5 separate regions of the Homo sapiens genome follow, and regions 2, 3, 4 and 5 are each linked to region 1. Evidence: read pairs that join two places in POLR2A ChIA-PET (ENCODE). Cell type or tissue: CD4-positive, alpha-beta T cell. All regions are shown on one strand. Region 1 overlaps KLF12 (KLF transcription factor 12). Region 2 holds the start of LOC105370259 (a long non-coding RNA gene). Region 3 overlaps KLF12 (KLF transcription factor 12). Region 4 overlaps KLF12 (KLF transcription factor 12). Region 5 overlaps KLF12 (KLF transcription factor 12).

Region 1 (4,000 bases):
ATTTGGAAGCTCAATCTTTGGTGATCATCTTCCCATACTTAAAAAAAGGCATAGTTTTAATCAAAATCTCATTCTAACTATAATTCAATGAAGTAAAAATGGAATTTCCATTCATCTTTGAAGTAATACAGCCACAGTTCATTTTTTTCTTTTTAGTTTTTCTTTTTTTTCCTTAATAACACATTATGTGTTAAAAGGTTAACTTTGTGGAATGGAGTAATATAAACAAATACAGATATTGAGCCCACTTTTTTTGTTGTTTCGCATGAAATATTTGTGAAACACTTTAAATCGCTTCTCTAAAGAATCGATAAGCTATGTTTTCTGGTTGAAATAACTTTTCAGGTTGTTTCTGCAAAATTCCATCTATATTTTTGTTCAAGAACTCATCAGTTAAAGAAGATCTTAGTACTCCCCAAATTAAAAAAAAAAAAAATCCTGGATATTTAAGGCTATGGCAAGGAAAAAAAAAATCACTGAGTTCGTTGTAATCCCCAAAACTAATGTAACAGATTCATTAACTGTGGAAATCTTCATGAGGAGTTGAAGTTGGTATCTGAGAAATATCTGGGTCTATGTACCTTCGAAAAAAAGGAAAACATTCTTTAAAATAGGTAAGAGTTTATAATCTTGGGAACTTAGATCATATCTGTCAAAAAAAAAAGTTACACTCAGGGTTTTTGGTGAATGAAGAGTTTGGGCTGGAAAGGAACTCTATCAATATTTATTTCGAACTGTCCAGAGGAAAGGAAGACCGCATAGTCCAGTTAGCAGGTATGTACTCTGTATAGAGAAGTAGGACTAATTCTCTTAATTTTAACATAAGCCCTATTAAAGTTTCCCGTAAGACCTACAAATACTCATATTAGACTGTATACTCACCAAGGAAACTTTTGATTATTCATTCGATTGCCCCGGACCCTTGATACTGGGGACGGATGTACCCTGTAGACAGAGAAGAATAATCCAGTCATTGAAAAAGCATATTCCCAATTGCAAATTTAAAAAAATGGCATGTTTTATAAATAATTTCTTTTAGAATTGCTTAATACAAAATCCCCAGAACTTGAACCCCTCTTAGTAAATGATGCAATTAAATTCCTACGCCTGCAAATCTGTGGTCCTTTTTTCCTTCTTAACCACTCTCAAGACAACAGGTCTGTCATAATGTTCACTCTGAAGACTCCCAGAGGCAGGACTGATGCATTCATTCAGTCCAACAAAAGTGACTGAATACCTAACCCTTGCCAGGTACAAGGGTGGGTAAAAGTTATCTAAGGTATGGTGCCTGAGTTCAGTGAGCCCTCTTTGTACCTGTTCCCATGAGGGTGGGCACAAAGAGGTGTCTAAGTGCCCTCTCCTTCACTCTACCACATTTAAAACTCTAGGAAGCAAACAACGTTATTCAAATGTGCTGTGACAGAATCTGCAGGCACAGGGAAGGAAGGAAGGGTGAACAGGTACTCCTAGGAGGAGTACATTCTGGAAGTGATGTGCTACACTGGACTTTGAAGAAAGTAAAGTCAATTCAAAATTTTAGCCAGATAAAGGAGAAGTGAAGAATATATTGCTTTCCAAGCTTCCAGGATTGGACTTATCCACTGGAAACAGCTTAAAGCTTCCGGGAACTGCTGTTATCTTCTAATCAAAGCCTAGCTAGTAAACCTCCGCCTCTTTGTGGGTCACTAACCGGCAAAACAATACGCCCTACTTCCGGCTGCCAGCTTCCTGTTATGGTCTGTCTTTAGCCAGGATTTGTGAGATCCAAGCAGTCTTAGCTTGTATTACCTTCACCCTTTATGCTTCATACATTGCTCTTATTTACAAGAAAAAAAATGGGGATATAAAACTGGTCTTAAAGTCCAGTTAGAACCAAGGTTTGTAAGAAACCCAGTTCTCTGTAGTTGTTTAATAAGTGAAAATCATTCCAAAACAGATAATGCAGTTCCAGCCCCGCCTAAGGGCCAACTGCAGTCTTTCCCTAAACCCAGAGCCAGACTGCACTTTGCACTCGGAAGGCTTATTTCTTCCAACATCCCTTATTAACATTCTTTTCCTCACAGCGCTTCTCAATGGCTGCTGCAGCTGAGCTGCTCAGCACAGATTTTCTGCTCGGCATGGGGGAGGGGGTGTTAATTATGCAGAAAGATGGAGAGAGGCCAGACAGCCCCTCTGGTGAACTGTCTCATTCAAGCACGGCCCACTTCCTGCTGTTTTGCAGCTACAAGGATCACCTGTTGGTCTCGGCGTCCAGCCAAACTGGGGCCTAGTGGAAATGACAGACTCAGCTAGAAATGAAAGCCAGTTCATAATCCAGTATCCTAAATTGGACAAAGAGGGGGAAAACGCAATAATAGTACATAAAAATTATACGAAAGGCAGCAAGCGTAATTTTTTCCTCTTTTATTCTTTTACTTTTTTACTTTCTGTCTGCTTGAAATACAATCCTTAAAATGGATATTTGAGCCAAAAAAGTTCTCCCCAGTTAAAGCCCCCTGACCTAAGAGGAAGTGCAGGAAATTCTCCTGAACTTTCCCTATACCCTCACTGGGGTATCAGAATCCTAACTATTTAAATAAAGTTTAATCAGCCCCAAATACTCACAGTTCTTTAATTTGTTCTCTATCTTTTACACATTTACTTTTTATATTGTCCCCTCCTTAACCCTAGGAGTACAAAGAAACTATTTCATCATGAAAATTCCACTGGGTGAAGTTTAATGACAGAAGTATTCTCTTATTGATGCTGTTTATTGCATATATTAGTGAAGAAAAAGAGAGTCTGTTTAATCCATAATTACAACATTGTCTAGGTATTTGTATCTTTTAGGAAAATTTCACTGATCCATAGATCAAATACTGCAAATGGAGAATTTCTATAATGGTTTAGCAGTCTCAGGAAAAGAATTCCTTAGGAAAGTCTTTGGAAAAGAAGTCCTGATTGTGTATATGAACAAATAATTACAAGGTTTCCTAAATTAAAAAGGTAAATCAACAAAGCTTTATTTCTGTCCTCAAAGGGAATAAGTACACTGATAACTTGGCACATACTTCATCTGATAAAGTAGACCATAAGCCTTGCACTTCACCAACCCCCTATATATTATTTCTTCAAAAGGATATGGCATGTTTTTTTGAGCTCAGTCTTTAACCTGTGACACTTTTTGCCATCTTCTGCCTTCTTTCCACATATAGAAGCCAGGCAGGTAGCAACGTCAAAACCTCTGTAGGAGAAACCACCACCTAATCTGCATGTCATGCATTATTCATGACCTCCTGATTCTTGCACCTGCATCTAGGCAGGAAGCTTGCAGGGAATGTTCATTATTCTTCCCTTAGCCTCACACAGGCTCGATTACTGCTAAGCCACTTTGTTCTGTAACTAAGGGGTTCAGGCCTTAGTACTAACTGCTGGATGTGGAAAGAAAAAACACCACGCTGAACAAAAGGGCAATCTTGGTTGTTGTGTAACATGTATTGAATGTGCTCTTCTGAGACTGACAGTTTGTCAGGTAGAAATGCTCACATTTGGTGATTTACATTACATAGAAAACAGGGAAGCTATACCATTAGGGCCATGTGTACCAACTGTTCTATTTATATACACTTACTCATCTGGAGCAGAGAGCATGTTTATAATTTTACCCAGTGCAGAGCTTAATTTAGCTTTCTTGCTAAGCATATGAGAACTTTTTAGATGACTTAATACAAAAACGGCTCTTTCTTCTTTGGGTATAAGCACCAAAGAACCTGACTCTCAAAACCTTGCATCTTAATGACTGCCATTTATAGTTAATCAAGAGAATACCATCACTCTGGTTTTCAATGTTTTCATAAACCTACCTGAGTGGCACCCCCTGGTGACTGGAGGTGGGATGCAACATCTTGATTCCCAACACAAATCATCAGCACTCATGAATTGCTGGGGGAAGGATACTGGTCCCACTTTACTATCTGCACCACAGAAAAGCTGTGATAACTTAATGCAATCTTATCATCCC
Region 2 (4,000 bases), 520 kb after region 1:
TCATGCTTTGTAACATGCTCTAAAAGAGGTATAAGCATTTTTCTAATAATTCTCAGCCAAGCCCTGAAGCCAATGCACTTCTTTTCCAGGCTCATACCTCTGTTTCCAGCTTCTACTCTCCTATCTCTTCCTACAGTATTTCACAGGCCCTGAGTGCTCAAGTTGTCTTTTTAGGCACAAGAAATCCTCCCATACACACACAAAATTAGGACTACCCTCTCCCCAACCACTACTCTTAGCTCACTCTTTCTATCTTCCAAAGGATAACTGAAGATAAACATGATGAACAAATTCATCATAAAATGCTGAATGTTGATAGCAGGGTCATTTTACCTCTTCTTTTTTTCTCTCTCTTTCTCTTCTGTCTCTCCTTTCCTTTCTTCTCTTCTTTCTAAGAGGGTGTGCCACACTGAAATGGATGTGAGGTAATGTATACAACGAAAAGTACAGATAAAAGTACAAATGTGTTAAAACTGTAATATGATTAAAACAAGGTAGGATGTCACTATTCAAATAACACAGGATGGATGGAGAAATTATAGAAGAAAATCTAAGCTAGGGAAGCAACTGAAATTCATGACATTTCAAAATATTGAGCTTCCAGGAAGACAAGATGAAAAGGGAAACAGTAAAAAGCGTATTCAGGATAGACAAATTTTCTCTAATGTAATTGTTAGAAAAAATTTTCATATGCACATTCTTGGTGCATAAATTAGAAGGCAGGTAATACCATCCATGCAGTCTTTTTTTAAAAGTAGGGATAGCCTTCATATGGGTTTGTTAAAAAATTGTTAGCACTGATAAAATACAAGCTGACATCACGTTTACAGGGACTCCTAGGTAATTTGCATTTTTAAAGTGAGCTCTGATCTTAATCCTGAGATGACTTACAAAATCAGCATCTGTGGTGTTAGGACATGGAGGCTGATTTTGTAAGCAGAGATCTTCATCATCATAATAATTTTATGCACTTGCTGTGGCTTTGCACATGTATTTTCTCATCGTGAATGGATTCAGTGTGCCTTCCATGAGTTTTATGTCTCTGTCTGGTTTTTGGAATGGGGACTCAGTAAATGGAGGTAGAGCCTTGGAAAGAATAGTCCAGAAATCATTTAAACCAAGCTGTAGCTATCATTTTCATGTCCCTTTGAAGGAGAAAGCCTCAGAATTATTTCACATATAGCCTCTCAAAAATATTTTAAAGTAAGCTTTATAAATCATTACATGGCTCTTTCCTAGCCCTGGTCCCAAAGGTCTGGTAAGCTTTAAGTCCCTAGTGACACCTGCTGGGCAGACCTCGGCTCACTGCTGCAGGCTTTCCATCAGCCTACCTCTTCCTTAGCATGCAAAGCTGCAGGCCACTAGGTAAGGGGCTGGCTGCCGCTTCCACAGCTTGCAGCCCGTCTGCTCATTGCTCATGCAGGTGACCTCTGTCGGCAGAATCGTGTGCCAGAGTCTCCCCAGTGCTCTCTCGGGGAAATGATTTCCAACCTGTCCAGGCCCCAAGAAACAAACAGGGATCTATCAAAGTTGAGAGAGAGAGAGAGAGAGAGAGAGAGAGAGAGAGAGAGAGAGAGAATCCACCTCTATCCACCCCCAACCCCAGCCCCAATTTACTAAGCTGCTTCTTTGTCTGAAAACTCGGAGGTGAAAGATGCTACTTGAGCCGTATGTTTTGTTCAAGCACAAACCAAATTATGCTATACTTGCTTATATCTGAACATATTGGTTTATCTTACATAGAGTTTAATTGATGCAAACTTGAACTTCAGTATGTTAGATTTTCAGGGAAAACACCATCCCTGTGATTTAGATTGCTATGTTTTTCTTTGAACAAAGCAAAGAGAAGCAAGGCAATTACACCCCTGCTTCGGTTTATTTCCTTCATATTCACCAACCATTACAAAAATAGTGTTTAACCTCTTGTAGTATGACCTCTTGTGTCCTCTACTGTCCAATTGCACAATTTCTTTCTGAGCCAACATCTGCATCCTTGGACAGAGCAACTTGTGTGCAAAGTCCATGTTAGCTGATCAAGCATGGCTTTGTTTGCATTTATTCACTGCTCATCCAGCACTGCGTAAGTGGTTTTGCATATTAACTAAGTGCACAGTAACCTTCCTTTACCTCCTTAGAGCTCCACCCCCCTCCCACCCGGCCCAGGGAAATCAACACTGTTACTCGCTGAGGAAGCTGCCAAGGGGTTGCCATGGCAACTGTTCTGCTTTCAGCAGCTACTTTTCTGGTTTGAAGGGGGGAAGGAAAAAAAAACTGGGGAGAACTAGGCGGCTTTCTGATCAGAGTTCAGATAAAAAGGGTCACAGTAATTTGTGGGCACTGACTAAAATAACCCAATGGATTTGAGAGTTACCGCAAAAGAAGCAAACAGACAAACTAAAGAGGTAAGTCTAGTGGAAGGCAAATAATTAAATTATTCGGTAGTGGTCTTAAGCTGAAGCATTTCAACTCTATATCAGTCCAGCTCATCTAAGATGCTATTTTATGAGTCTTTTCATTTTTGTCCAGAGCCAAACACAGACGATGAGTTTTATGGGATTATAAACGGCAGACAAGCGAGGTAACGGGGTAAAACAGCAGCAGAGTGGGACTCTCTAACATCTGAAAGTCATTTTCCAAAACTTCATTCAGCACAGGAACAATGCGGCATTCAGGCAGAATGAGCTGAAAATGTGGGGTGCTCCAGGTCAAATCAGCAACTTCTGCACTCCTCTCAACAGGGTGGGGAGTGGTTTGCCAAGGTAGGGCAGGAAACAGTCTGATTTCAAAGGAAGGGCTAGGATTAGGCAGAAAACCGTGAAGAGTCAAGAAATGGAAGCCTCCGCAGCCTAGACTGGTGGGTTTCAGCGGCATACAGAGAGCTGTGCTAAAAGCCGCTCTAGACAACTTGTTGGTGGGATTTTGGCAGCTACCCAGAAAAGAGCTGAACAGTGATCCTTGGCTGAAAACTGGCAGGGTGGCGGCAGGGCCGGTCATGCAGCACTAGGGGAGTAGAGCCTCACCCTTCCTGCCTCTGTTCTGTCAGTCTCCCCAGTCAGCACCTGCTCCCCACTGGTCAACAAGCTTCCTGGCACTCCTCTGCATTCAAGCTTCTCTTGCATTATTTATTCACTTTAAGGAATAGCAGTGATGAAAACGTAGTAGCCGAACCATCCTCATCTAAGCTACTATTTTCTGAATATTTATAGCTTTATTTAGAACCTAACAACAGCTACAACACCCAGATAAACTTAAAGGAATTTTTATATATTTTTTCTATTTTTTTTAAGACTAGTCAAGTGCAGTAGTGAGGAAGGGGGAAAGGGTAGAACAAAGAGTTCGATCTGTAATTGACTGCGAACAATCAATTTTGAGATAACTCACTACCTTTGGTCCAGCCAGTTAAAAGGAATTTTAAGTTAGAGAAGCCATACAAGTACAGACATGGAATGGGATGGTAACTAAATGAGAATGTCATGTCGTTCTGGTGACATCGTCGTTAATGTGTGGTGACACGGTTATTAATACTCTCAGTGGAGTAGTAAGGGAAGCTCTAAGCTCTCAGAGGTTAACACCTCTTTAAGGACATGCAATAGTGGAACAAGGAATCTTGAGTTTGGAGCAGAGAGAGCTTAGCTACATGCAGGCAGCAACTTGTTTCTTACCTGAAATACAGCCATTTCGGCCCAACTCCATATTATGGCAGAGTTGACAGATTTATAGTCAACATTCTGTATTCTTTTGTCATTTCCATCATTTTATTTGTCTTTGACAAGTAGAGAAATTTTGAGGTAGAAAGTAATAGGTAATAAGGGAAGGGAAAAAATGTAAATAAATTCCCCAAACAGGAAATGACCAAGGCAAATATACTCTACAGCAGGATTCAAAATTTTACATTCTATATAGAATGATTTTGACAGATGACAATAGACAGTGAAACAGAAGTTTAAAGAGAGAAAATAAAATAAGGCCAAAGACCCAAAGCATTTTATTTAGGCAAAGT
Region 3 (4,000 bases), 220 kb after region 1:
AGTGATGTCAGCACGGACCTTTCACTACCCATCCCATTCTTCTCTCCAGTATCAGTGCCTTCTGGTTCGTGAACCTCTGTCTGAATTAACTACATTCCTGCTTATCGGGTGTTCTCCAGCACCGTGTCCTCCCAGTTACTGCCTGCCAATCTTGCCTCTAACTTACTCCCAGCCTTTATATTATTCATTCATATTCTGCATACAAACTATTGCTATCATTCTTGCTCATAACTTTGCTCTAAACTTTACTATCTGGACAAGTCCCTGGTGTCCCAATTATTCACATATTTCCATCATGTACAAAATCAGAATCCTCCTTTTCCTCATATTATGTTTTCTCTTTCCTAAACTCTCAATCACAAATCCCTGAGGCCACAAAGCCCTGGCCCCAGCCTGACTGGTCTATGGCATTATAGACAGGCAGTCAAGATCCCAAATCCAGGGAGCAGAGTGGCCTCAACCACAACAGACAGCAGTAACTGAGTCAAGTACCATATGAAAAAGCAAGAAGAGGCCACAAATAATCTTGCAGGTTCTCAGAGTCGTGCAGAATTCATAAGCAGTGAATCCAGGCAGGTGGTATTCTAGGGCAGATGAGCCTTCCTCATGTGGAGACGTCCATTCATGTGACAGCACTGTCCTCTCCACTACAAGGGTGGGTCCCAGGAGCAGTGCTTCAGACAGAAATGGGAAAATCAAGGAAAGAACAGGAACCAACAGAGGTCTATAATCCTCTATAAGATCCTCGGGTGGGGAGGACAGCAAGCAGGTAGAGCTGCAAGTGAAATGGCAGAGAAGAGGCAAGGAAAGACTTGGTGGTGGATTTGAACTATCTCAACTACATGTCTACATTTTCAGAACTGTCTTCCCTGCAGCATGCCATCATTTTTGGGTTATAAGAGCCACCCTGGCGGGACTCGGGGCAGTAGTGAAGCACCTGCCGCATGCATCTCACACTGGGAAGGTGCAGCTCACACACACTGTCGCCTATGTGCCTGCTCTCCTCGCTGGCACAGGGAAGCGGCTGGTCCACGGGATTGCCTTCATCTGCTTATTTTATTCATAGGCCATGACGCGTCTTGCTCAGGGAAGGGTGCCAGCTTCTCCCACAGTTCCCTGGCCTCTCTGAAGTTAGAGGCTTATGATCAGTGAGGGTCTATGTGGACTGGCATGTGCCCTTGTACATCCAGTGTGGCCTTCCTCTCCTGCGCTCCACTCTCATCCTTCCTTCCCGACTGCTAGCCCTGGTGATTTCAGCTCTGGCGCCAAATATATAGAAGCAACAGCCATATATAATGTGCTTAACTAGTTCCTACCATCATAGGAGGTCAAGTCCTTTTAAGTCCCATATTCGGCACCTTTCCCCTCATTCTGTTTCTCTTTTCACACCCCAACTGATACAGAATTTGGCACCAGAACTAGTTCCAGAAAAACAAAACGTTACGGATTCCTCCAGTTTGAAGATGAACTGTAGCTGATGCTGTTTTCCAGAAATGTTCACTACAGTATCTCCAGTCACATGTGCTCTTCCAGAATGTTTCCACTCTCCCATCAAGGGGTGGGGGATATGTCCCCTCCTTTTGAATTAATGAGCCTGTCTTTATAATCACCTGGATGAACAGAATATGGGGGAAATCACATGGCATCACTTCCAAGGGTGACACAGCTTCTGCCTGGTGTTATCCCCCCACCCACCTTCCCCAGTGCGCAGCTTTACTGTTAAGGAAGCCTTGGCCACATGAAGGCGTTGCAGCCAACAGACTGGCTGAGAGCCAGCACTAACTGGAAAACATGTCGACGAGAGTCTTCATGATTGCAGTCATCCGCCTTTGAACCTCAGCAGCCACTGAGCAGAGCAAGGAGAAGCCGACTCCACCAAGTCCTACCCAAGTAGCCACTTCAAGAGCAAAACACATACTGCTTTTGCTTTAAGCCACTAACCTGGGATGCTCTGTTTTGCAGCAATGGATGATGAAATCGTGGTTGTCACAAGGTGCCCAGATTCCAACTCTCAGTTAAAAAGGACACTCAACTCTCAGTTAAAAAGGAACACCTACCCTTCAATTTGAGTGCACATGATTGAAAACAGGGAAAGGGATTACTCACGGCAGAAGGGTGCAAGGCCGACAACCAGTGATTATCACAGTGTGCAACATTAGAAGGAGGCTTTAAACCAGGCTCAGGGTCCCAAACCCCAGACTCTGTGTAACTACCATCCCCTTTTTACTTACAGTCCTGGCTCTAACGACTCTCCATGTGTTTGCTCTCAATCTTCCAGCTTCTCATTGTCAAGCGGCCTTTCATTTTCCCCTAGATGCCAGCTATTAGCACTCTAAATTAAAGGAGTCATCCCTGAGATGTGAAGCTATTAAAACTGCAAAAGGCCCCTCTCACAGATTTTGCTCCCCTTAGACTCTCTGCTGTGTGAAGACGGATGAAAAGAAAAAGCTATACAGAACTTTTCCTCACTTTGATAACAAAAACAATCAAAAAAATTCCCCCAGAAAAAGTTCTTTGAAATCTAAAGGATCTCACTACCCTGAAAGAGGCAACAGCCCTAGCCTATCTGTTAATTTCAATAGATAGCTGCTGGCTAGGTATTAACTAAACTTTAAATACAGCTCCGGAGCCACAGCTGCAAGAGATACAGGATGTCTTAGTAAGTGTATGGGTTGTAAGTAAGTGCATGCTATCACCTCAAGAGCTTTTAACGAGATAACCAAACATGTTTCCTGAAACTAGATTTCAGTTTTATCAGATACGCTACAAATAACAACATTCAAAAACAAAGGAAAATTTGTTAGGCCAAAAGGTCTGATGAATTCTAAAAGTAGTTCATCTAGCTTTGAAGGCACATAAAACCATAGTATCACCATGTGAAACTGTGGTAAACAATCTACTGTTTGCAAAAAATTAGATATTTATTAGATTTTTTATAATGGGAAATTTTAATATTATCACTTGCTTCATTTAGCTGCAAAAGTGATTTGAATGGACTTTTTTCTTCCAATCACAAGAAGGAAGAAAATTATATTTTGATTGACATAAATCATAATTTGCTTGACTATTAATGGAATTAGCAAAATGAGAATTCTTTCAAAATTCCCAACCACATGTTTATGACAAAGGTAACATGTACCTGCAATCACAGTCACTTACGTTTTTGAAAACCTGTGGCTGGCAGAGTAATGGCCCCCTAAAGATGTCCATGTCCTAATCCCTGAAATCTGTTAGGTTACATGGCAAAGGGGAATGAAAGTCACAGATGGAATTAAAGTTGCTAATCACCTGACCTTAAAATAAGGAGATCATCCTGGATTATCTAGGATAGGCCAAAGTAATCACAATAGTCCTTAAATGTGAAGGAGGGAGGTAGAAGGGGAGAACCAGAGAGATGGCAGTACCAGAAGGACTTGGCCCAAAGCTGCTGGAGTTGAATGGACCAAGGAACCTGAGTAGGCTCTAGAGGCCGGTAAGGAAATGGAATCAGTCCTAGGACCTCCAGAAGGGAATATAATCCTCCCAATACTTTGAGTTTAGCCCAGTGAGACCATTGGACTTCTGACCACCAGAACTGTAAGATAAATTTGTGTTTTTTTTTCAAAACCACTAAGTTTGTGGTAATTTGTTACAGTGGCCATAGAAAACAAATTAAAAGCCTTTAATAAAAATAAATTCACTTTCATATTAAGTGTCTTGCTCTAAAAGCACAAATAGTTGAAGCAGCATGTTAAATATGAATAATCAATTGATTCTTAAATTGGAATTTTGAGAAACTTACACTCCATTAGACTATAAGATACACTGAAAAACTGATTACGTGTAAGACACAAAAAATCACACTTCTTGAGTCAATAATTATTAACATTATTAAATAAAATTCTTTAGAAAAAGTAAGAAATTCTCACCTAACATCAGCTTAAGAGAAGGGAAGAAGCTGCCTTATTAAAATAATATACAACTGTTGATACATAAAACTATATAGATATTATACTTCAAT
Region 4 (4,000 bases), 50 kb before region 1:
TATGTTAGAATCTGTAAGATGCAATCCTATACTGCCATGGAGTTAAATCCTTTAATAGTACCTGATTAAAAATTTTCCTCTCTTTCACTGTTCATCACTTGGGTAAGAGGAGTGGAGGTGTCTGTGTGAAAATGAGGCTAATATGTATTCCAGAAAACTCAAAGAGAATAGGAATAACTCAAAATATGTGATGATTCATTGTAGAAAGTCATTTTTTTAAAAACAGAAATGCTCCTATAAAGTCAGTAATATGGTCTAATCATACTTCCTGCCATGATCTGTGTTCACTATCTACTGGTAGGATGGAATATACTTACTCAATTTCCATGTCTTCACACTCATTCTTTGCCTTAATGATAAAGGAACTGACTTAAAAATAGAGCCTAAGAAACAGATAAAAACCTCTCTTTGGGAAGCTCAGAATCGTAGAAAAGGAAGAATCTAGAATAAGTAGAAAAGAGAGGCTGGGTGCAGTGGCTCACACCTGTAATCCCAGAACTCTGAAAGGCCAAGGTGGAAGGACCACTTGAGCCCAGGAGTTCAAGACCAGCCTGGCCAACATAGTGAGACCCTGTCTCTAATTAAGTAGGAAAGGGAAAAGAACAGGGAGCAGAGAGAGAACATGGGCTAAATGGAAAATGATGCTAATTTCAATTATTTTGATACCTAAGCTGGGAGGCAGTTTACAGAGTACAGTTCTTTTCACATGTCTGAGATGGGAATCTGTTACATGTGAAGCTTCCAGTCAGTGGCAGATGCTGTCAAGGAAAGACGCTGGACTGGACTTGCTTGCTGTGAGCCATGTTTTACCGGGAATGTGTGAATGAATTTCCCTGCTCTATCGGCTTCTTTGGGCTTCACGCAGTCCAGTCACCACTCTTCTTAGAAGAAGTGGTGGAACTGTGGGGCCCTCTTCCTATCTTCAGTCTCTTGCCAGGGCCTTGCACTGGAGGCATCCTGGAGGAACTGGAAGCTCAGGAAGCCAGAGGATGCCAGCTGAGGGACACAGAAGGCAGAGGATGGGGTGGGCAGGGGCTAAGTGCAGAGTCACCAGTTCATTTCCTAGATGGATGGGGGAACAGTGGCAAAGGCAGTGAGTCAATTGTGGTATCAATTTCCTTTTCTGTAAACTGTCAATACTAAAACTCCTCTCCCTATATAAAAAAAATACCAGTGTGAATCAACTGGAGTTATGCCTGAATGTTTGTAAAAACTTCCCACAATGCTACGTATCTGTCATTTTTTATTTTTCAGTTGTTTACCTATTTGCTATTTGGGAGAGAGTTTTGAGGAGAGCAAAAAGCATAATCTAAAGGAATGGATAAAATACTAACTTTAAGAGAGAGAATAATTGTGTTCAGCTTCTTCTTTGATGTGCCACGTGGACATTTTTTAAAACTGATAGCCTATATAATGATTAAGTGGTGATGCTGACTGTGAGAAAGACTACTAGATCACTATGTTCCCAACATTTTAAAAGCTCAAATACTTCACTGGTTTCTCAAGTTTCTCTCTTTCTCAAGAGAGAGAGAATACATTCCGCCTAGAAGGAGGGAACTGGACTTGAGAGGTACACAGGATGAATGAGTACGAAAGGCTCCCGAGGTAAGTGGCCGGCGCTTTATGGACTCTCACTGGCTCACAGGTGAGAAGCCCTGCAGAGCGGTACCTGTATGTGTCCTCCGGTGAGCCTTCAGGTGAGAACTTTTTGTGTACACTTTGTTGCATCCCTCAAAATCACATCTGTGGATACGCCGTTTTCTGGAGTCTGGGGATTCAGACCGTCTCTGGCGTCTTGTGCTCTCAATACTAAATGGTGAAATTGAACTGGAAAAAGAAAAAGTGGAGTTACACGGTGAGATGCACACCGCCCCATTTTGGTTCTGGTGGCATGGGAACATTGTCTCAGACACTACAGCTTCACAGACTCAAGGCCACCATGACCACAGTTCTTGCTACCACTATCTTGGGCAGATCTCACTTTTCGAAACCTGAAAGGCAGGCAGCATGAGTTATTTCCGGCAAAACACTCCAAGGGAGAGAAAGACATGCTTCAAACAACAATAACAAAAACTGAAAGTAAATGAAAGCAGTGGTAGGTGAGTATTTCCTCATTATCAGAAGAAACAATCTGGTAGGGGTAAATTACCATCTCACAGTTTTGAATTTCTGAATATCCTGATAGAGAATATTTTAAGAAGGCTTGCTATAGACAAATGACAAAATGATACATTTAATAAGTAACAAGAGGGTCTGCACTGCATGTGACAACATAGAAACTCCTGTAAAATCACAAGGTACATTTCTAAACAAGGGAGTCAGGCTGAAAGAAATGACATCAGTAACATGAATCATGACAAGCTATTTCTGTTTGGTGAAACGCACCTGACATTTAACTTTTCTAGTTGGAGTTTCTTTGTGGTGAGGAATAACGTGCATTGTCTTTAAAGATTAGCTGTACCACCATTATAAAAAAAAGTTTTAACTAAGAAATTTGGCCCTAACTTGCATATTGTTTAATCTGAATGCCCCAGTAGAAAAACAGGATTAGTTTATAATGTCAGGTAATTGACTAACATGTACTTAAAAAAATCTTAATCTCTTTTGATTGAGACAGAAATAATATGACTCATCTTTTTTAGTACCATGACATTCTTTAAAATTACAGTGAGATATGATAAAAAAGCAGTCACTCATATTTCTACTCTACAAAATGTACTACAGTTAATATTTTGACATATTTTCTTCCAGCTTGTTCACATTTTGATGCTTTTAAAAATTAGTTTTTATTGGTAAATCACCTCTTTTAAAAGTTGAACATTACTGATAAAGATCAATTCCCCCCTTGTTTTCCACCATTATCCTGGTCCTTTCTCCTCCTTCCAGGGAAGAGCCTCTATCCTGAGTTTTCTTTACCTCTTTCCAATTCTTTTAAATTATGTCTACCTATACAAATCTGCATTTACAGACATTCATTTTTTTTGTGTGTTTTTTAAGTCATATGAATAATATCATGCTGTTTATATCATTCTGCAAATTGTTTTATTCCTTTTTTTAATTCAACATTTAACATTTGAGATTCATCCATGTCGATATAAATGCCATAATTCATTTATTTGAAGTGCTATATACTTATAACTTACCAATTTTAAGATCTATTTTTAAAATATTTTAACCATCTCCAAAATCAGAATGCTTCTTAAAATTGATGGCTTATTACAGTTTTACTGGCATAACTTTTTTTATTAGTGGTACATAAAGTAACGGTGCATTTTACAATTGAAGACATTTTAACTTAGATCGGGGGTCAGTGAACTTTTGCTGTAAAGGGCTAGATAGTAAATATTTTATTTCAACACCGAGGGCCACACAGTCTTATGTTGTAGCTAATCAATTCTGCAACTGTATCATGAAAGCAGCTATAGATTATATATAAACAAATGAATGTCGTTATGTTCCAATGAAACTTTGTTTACAGAAACAGTGGGCTGGCCAGGCACAGTGGCTCAAGCCTGTAATCCCAGCACTTTGGGAAGCTGAGGCAGGAGAACTGCTTGAGCCCAAGAATCTGAGACCAACCTAGGCAAGAAGGAGAGACCCTATCTCTACAAAACAAATAAACAAACCAAAAAACAGTGGGCTGTATTCTGTCCTTGAGCTGTAGCTTGCCAACTATGGAATTAGATGAAACATGGCAGGAGTCCAGTGAATATTCATTGCCATTTCCCAAGTGACGGACATATAGACTACTTGTAATTTGCACTTTCATATTGCTCCAGTGAATTTTTTCTGAAAGTCTCTTTCTGCACACGTGTCTTCAGATTTCAGTGTACCTTCTCCCTTTTACTAATAAATTAGGCAAACAAAGCTTTCTGTTAGGTAAGGTCAAATATAAACAACATTTATCTACCTGTGTCTCAAACAGTTTTATGCAAGATCTACCACAGTAGAATGAAAGAACATATGTTATGTATGGCCAAGCCACTTTTTTCAGCTTTCT
Region 5 (4,000 bases), 63 kb before region 1:
GGGAAGAGAAGATGGCTACTGTGTCCAGCCAGAGAGCTCAAGAGAGACCTGTTTTCATTATATACGCCCAGTGCCTAGTATTTCATTAAAAAAAACAAAACAAAACAGGAAAGAAAGTCTATAAGTGCTCTCTTTAGACTAGTGAAATTTTAGAAATGGATACCAAAAATTTGAGTAGCTACTGCATTGTGTTTTAACAGGACACTGTATCTTATGTTTGTGCTTTGAAGCAATTTAAAGCACACAATCTTATAAACACATTAAGACAGCAGAAACTAACTTCATGATGAGAGTAAAAAAACTAATTAGAAAGATAATTAAGTTTGTAAGATATCCAGTAGTATGTGTAAATGAGCCCTGAAAGGCTATCATAAAGAACAGAATTGTCTTTTTTGTCTTCTTTCCTTTAAAAACTTGCTAGAAAATAGAAAGCTAAATATAATTTTTAAGAAGTCAGCAGCAGGGACAGAATGGTGAATTTTCCATGAAAATGTTCCTATGAAAAGAGTTGGCTGGGACAATAAATGGAGTCAGACCCCTCCCAGGGCCTGGGCTGCTGCTGCACCTGGGCGACTCTGCATCAGGTTGAGCAGTGGTGATCAGAAACTTGATTTCTATTAATTTCTTTAGAAATAATGCATTTCCCCTAAACTCATTTGAATTAGAATTCTTCAAATTACTTGAATTCTGTAACACACATAAGAGGAATGTGCAAATGTGTTATTCAAAACTATTTTCTCTGGAAATAAGCTAAAAATAAAGACAGCCTACCTACCTTCTTTGCTTCTTTTGTCTAACTCACAAGTACACAGTCAACCTCTTTTGACAATAGTCTTTAAAAATGTGTTTTATGTTTTTCTGAATAATCTAAAGTTTTGACTTTACTTTGATTTGATAATCTTTGATTTTGGTTTCTTATATTAAATCTATGAAAGAGCAAACTTACAGAAAAAGGTATTGTGCATTTCTTTGCCAATAAATCTTAATAAGTTTTTTTTGTTTTTAAGTTGAGACATTACATTTTTGATGTAAAGAGAAAAATCAAAGGACACTAGTTGGGTAACGGGTGGCTAGCTGGGTGATACCATGCCAGTGCTTGGTGTATAGCTTATTAACTTCTAGGTCTTCAATTCTGAAGGGATGGTCTCTATGTCCCATGATAAATCCTTAGGCCACTTCCAGGTTTTGTATTTAAAAAAAAAGAATATGACCATTTTCACCACAACCTGTGCTTCTCCAGTTCTGTGAAAAACCTGGACTAAACTAGGAAAACTTCTGAAAAAGAAACGTGTTAACCAACACTAATAAGAAGAGCATCTGTTTTTTAAAGTGAAATAGTCCTCTAAATGTTAAAAAAGACGACATACCACACACACACACAAAAAAAGGGTGGGGGAGGTGTGGTTGTTATTGTTCATCCTGAAAACTCTGTAACTCCATTTCGGAGTTCATGTTAAATACAACTTTCTATGTATATGCAGCATATAAAAATGTAGGTATTATTTAAATAGACTAAGTGTTCTGGGAAAACAAAAACTCACATCAGGGTTTTGTTTTGTTTTTTCTTGAAATAACCAACTGATGGATTATGAAAACGGCTGTCTCTTTCAATTTTGGTTAAAGAAAAGGATTAAGAGTCACTAAGTGCATTTCCATGACATTTACCCAGCAGAAGGCAGAATAAAGTCTAAAGAAAACACCAGGTATTGAATGGATTCCCAAAACCCACCAAACAAAAATAACTTTTTCAGGTACCTCCCATTTCGCCATCTGAAATGCTGAAAGGTACATGTGTACTGAGACAAAAGACAGGTGCCCTTTCATATTAAAATGACGTGTGAGCAACGCACATAAGAGGAATGTGCAGTTTGAAAAAGCCTGTGTTAAACAAAACATCCATGTTCTCATCAGCTTCTCTATTATTTTCTCAAGCAACTGAAAAGGAACACCTTTTGCAACAGGAAGCACAGGCATTTTCTTAGGTTCAGAAGTGCATTTCTGAAACGTGTCCCTGTTTAACTTTTATAAAGTTACGGGGCCCCAGACACTGACAAATGAGCTTCATTACATTCAAGGCTCAACGTATTTGCTGTGACAATCTGTTTCACTTGAGGAATGGTATTTGCATATGAGGAAAAAAACAAGAATCAAGATTCCTATCTTGTCTTCTGGTTTCTGTTACATTAGTTCATGAAAGTTCACAGAATCTAGATCTGGAAGGAAATTAGGTACCTTCAAGATGAGGAAACTGAAACCTAGAGGCGGGGAAAGAGCTGAGATTACAAGGCCCCTGACTTGTCTGCAGACAGACCAGGCGGCTATACCTCTTCATAGTTTACGGCAGCATACAATACCACAGGTTTTGAAATCTGAAAGAGCACACAGCCATATACAGGCTTAGTCACCTATATGAGATTGATCCAAGGCCAAAAAGTTAAGCTTTCTGAAAGCTTCCCAGTTTGAAAGTTTCCCAGTTTCCTCATCTGTAAAACAGGAATGCCATTTACTCCTGCAGCACTGTTGGGAAACTCAAAAATACACACACTACATACCTGGCAAATAATACCCACTCAATAAAGGATATTTTATATTTACAAAATTCAGGGTATTTCTGTTTTTATAAAGAAATAAAAATAATATAAAGTTAAAAATGGATCCTGTTTGCTATTTTTTCAGCAATTAATTATAGTTTTGGGGTAAGCAGATGCCAATCCTGATGCGATTTTCTTAACATTTTAAAGTATAAAGGTACTTTATAGGCCAAGCAGACCAATCTATTCCATAATGTCCATTTGGTCCTGTCAATTCAATCAAATAAGTAATCAATATGCCAGTCTCCATCCTACTGAATTGCCTGGACTGAATTAATTGGCTATCTTTTTCATTAGGTATTATGAAGACCAAGTGGGTTCCTTCTTTCCTCCTCTAAATAATACTGCATATTCTCTAATAAGTATTGTTGATAAAAATTATATTTGCTAAAGCATATAGTACTTTCCATGTACCATACTTTGCTCTAAGAGCTTTATGGATATTACCTCATTTAATTTTGATAACTTCCTAAAGAAGTCGTTGCAATAACTAACCCCACTTCACCCAGTGTCGTCACCCAGTTAGCATGTGTCTCAATTGCCACTCACCCTGCCTCTCAACATTTTAAATTAGTGCTGTCATAAACCAGGATATCTGGTCAGAACTGGGCACGGAGACTGCAAATGTGAGCTACTACTCACAGGACAGACAATAGTGTTAACAAACACAGGCTAGCCCTTCTCACCCAGAAATCCGATATAAGTGAACTAAAATATCCCATAATAAAAGTGAACTTTAGTGTAAGTAAAAAGTTCAAGGTCAAAAGACAATATTTTATTTGGCTGTTCTGAGTTTTCATTTCTACGTAGTGACCTTTCTTTTCCTATGTGACTGGTTACTTTTTCCTTGGTTTCTTTTGCAGAGACCTCTTCCTTTACCTGTTGCATAAACGTTTCCAAAGATTTTGACTTAACTTCTCGCGTGGCAGGTGTTCCTCTTGGCTCATATGTCTTCCACTACAACCTATAAGGGAAAAGACTCCTAAGCAGCTATACCTCAGTCTCTCTCCTAAGCGCCAGAGAGGGAGACAGGACATTTCCAACTGGTGGTCTGAAAGCATCTTCAATATGAGCAAAACTTGCTCAGCATTTGCCACCTAAACATGTTCCTCTTCCGGTTTTTCTGGAAAAACAGTAATTCCATCTACTCAGGTACCAAATCGTCAATGTCTCCAGTTGGAGAGATTTCTTGGACTCTTCCCTCTGTGTGACTCCCTGCCTGCCCCACTCTGATAATTACATCTGCCAGTTCTGCCTTCTAAAATCTATCCAGCAATCCTCCCAGTTTATCCCCACAGTGGTGGTCTACCTTGCTTTAGGTCCTTTCCACCTTTTACCAGGACCAGTTTCTAATGATTCTGTTTCTCCGTCTTGCCTCCTATGCACACCAATTTATTGTCCATGCTGTA

Evidence for each region. ChIA-PET counts read pairs that join two places held together with the same protein. Peaks named below come from ENCODE experiments on the same cell type or tissue, not always from the same donor. Only the 100,000 strongest peaks of a DNase experiment are listed, where the experiment ranks them.
Region 2: POLR2A ChIA-PET joins it to region 1 with 41 read pairs; 7 of 35 experiments call an interaction of 5 or more read pairs at or near these places.
Region 3: POLR2A ChIA-PET joins it to region 1 with 19 read pairs; 5 of 35 experiments call an interaction of 5 or more read pairs at or near these places.
Region 4: POLR2A ChIA-PET joins it to region 1 with 12 read pairs; 6 of 35 experiments call an interaction of 5 or more read pairs at or near these places.
Region 5: POLR2A ChIA-PET joins it to region 1 with 13 read pairs; 7 of 35 experiments call an interaction of 5 or more read pairs at or near these places.

Annotation. Positions count from the first base shown.
Region 1 is chr13:73,764,056-73,768,055 of GRCh38, forward strand. It overlaps KLF12 (KLF transcription factor 12), which reads right to left. Exons shown (of 8, transcript NM_001400136.1): 6 at 883-945. Among named protein-coding and RNA genes, the nearest start is that of LINC00393, 100 kb to the left of the region's middle. RefSeq lists enhancers at 1,936-2,436, 3,430-4,000. In CD4-positive, alpha-beta T cell, CTCF peaks have their summits at 3,754 and 3,963; DNase peaks (open chromatin) are centred at 1,696, 2,196, 3,246 and 3,856; H3K4me3 peaks cover 1,134 bases; H3K27ac peaks cover 2,897 bases.
Region 2 is chr13:74,285,818-74,289,817 of GRCh38, forward strand. LOC105370259 (a long non-coding RNA gene) reads left to right here and starts at 2,253. Exons shown (of 4, transcript NR_187797.1): 1 at 2,253-2,402. It also overlaps a transcript of KLF12 not described here and the pseudogene RNY1P5. RefSeq lists enhancers at 1,072-1,572, 1,895-2,189 and a silencer at 1,268-1,327. In CD4-positive, alpha-beta T cell, CTCF peaks have their summits at 1,258 (motif pointing left) and 1,462; DNase peaks (open chromatin) are centred at 1,314, 2,204 and 2,844; H3K4me3 peaks cover 1,700 bases; H3K27ac peaks cover 3,206 bases.
Region 3 is chr13:73,983,347-73,987,346 of GRCh38, forward strand. The region is part of intron 2 of KLF12 (KLF transcription factor 12); the gene reads right to left. Among named protein-coding and RNA genes, the nearest start is that of KLF12, 150 kb to the right of the region's middle. In CD4-positive, alpha-beta T cell, no CTCF peak of the experiment used is centred here; a DNase peak (open chromatin) is centred at 1,775; H3K4me3 peaks cover 1,022 bases; H3K27ac peaks cover 2,714 bases.
Region 4 is chr13:73,713,699-73,717,698 of GRCh38, forward strand. It overlaps KLF12 (KLF transcription factor 12), which reads right to left. Exons shown (of 8, transcript NM_001400136.1): 7 at 1,670-1,827. Among named protein-coding and RNA genes, the nearest start is that of LINC00393, 54 kb to the left of the region's middle. RefSeq lists an enhancer at 1,231-2,430. In CD4-positive, alpha-beta T cell, no CTCF peak of the experiment used is centred here; DNase peaks (open chromatin) are centred at 1,983 and 2,353; H3K4me3 peaks cover 1,199 bases; H3K27ac peaks cover 3,918 bases.
Region 5 is chr13:73,700,648-73,704,647 of GRCh38, forward strand. All of the region lies in intron 7 of KLF12 (KLF transcription factor 12), which reads right to left. Among named protein-coding and RNA genes, the nearest start is that of LINC00393, 41 kb to the left of the region's middle. In CD4-positive, alpha-beta T cell, no CTCF peak of the experiment used is centred here; DNase peaks (open chromatin) are centred at 1,934 and 2,264; H3K4me3 peaks cover 1,109 bases; H3K27ac peaks cover 3,760 bases.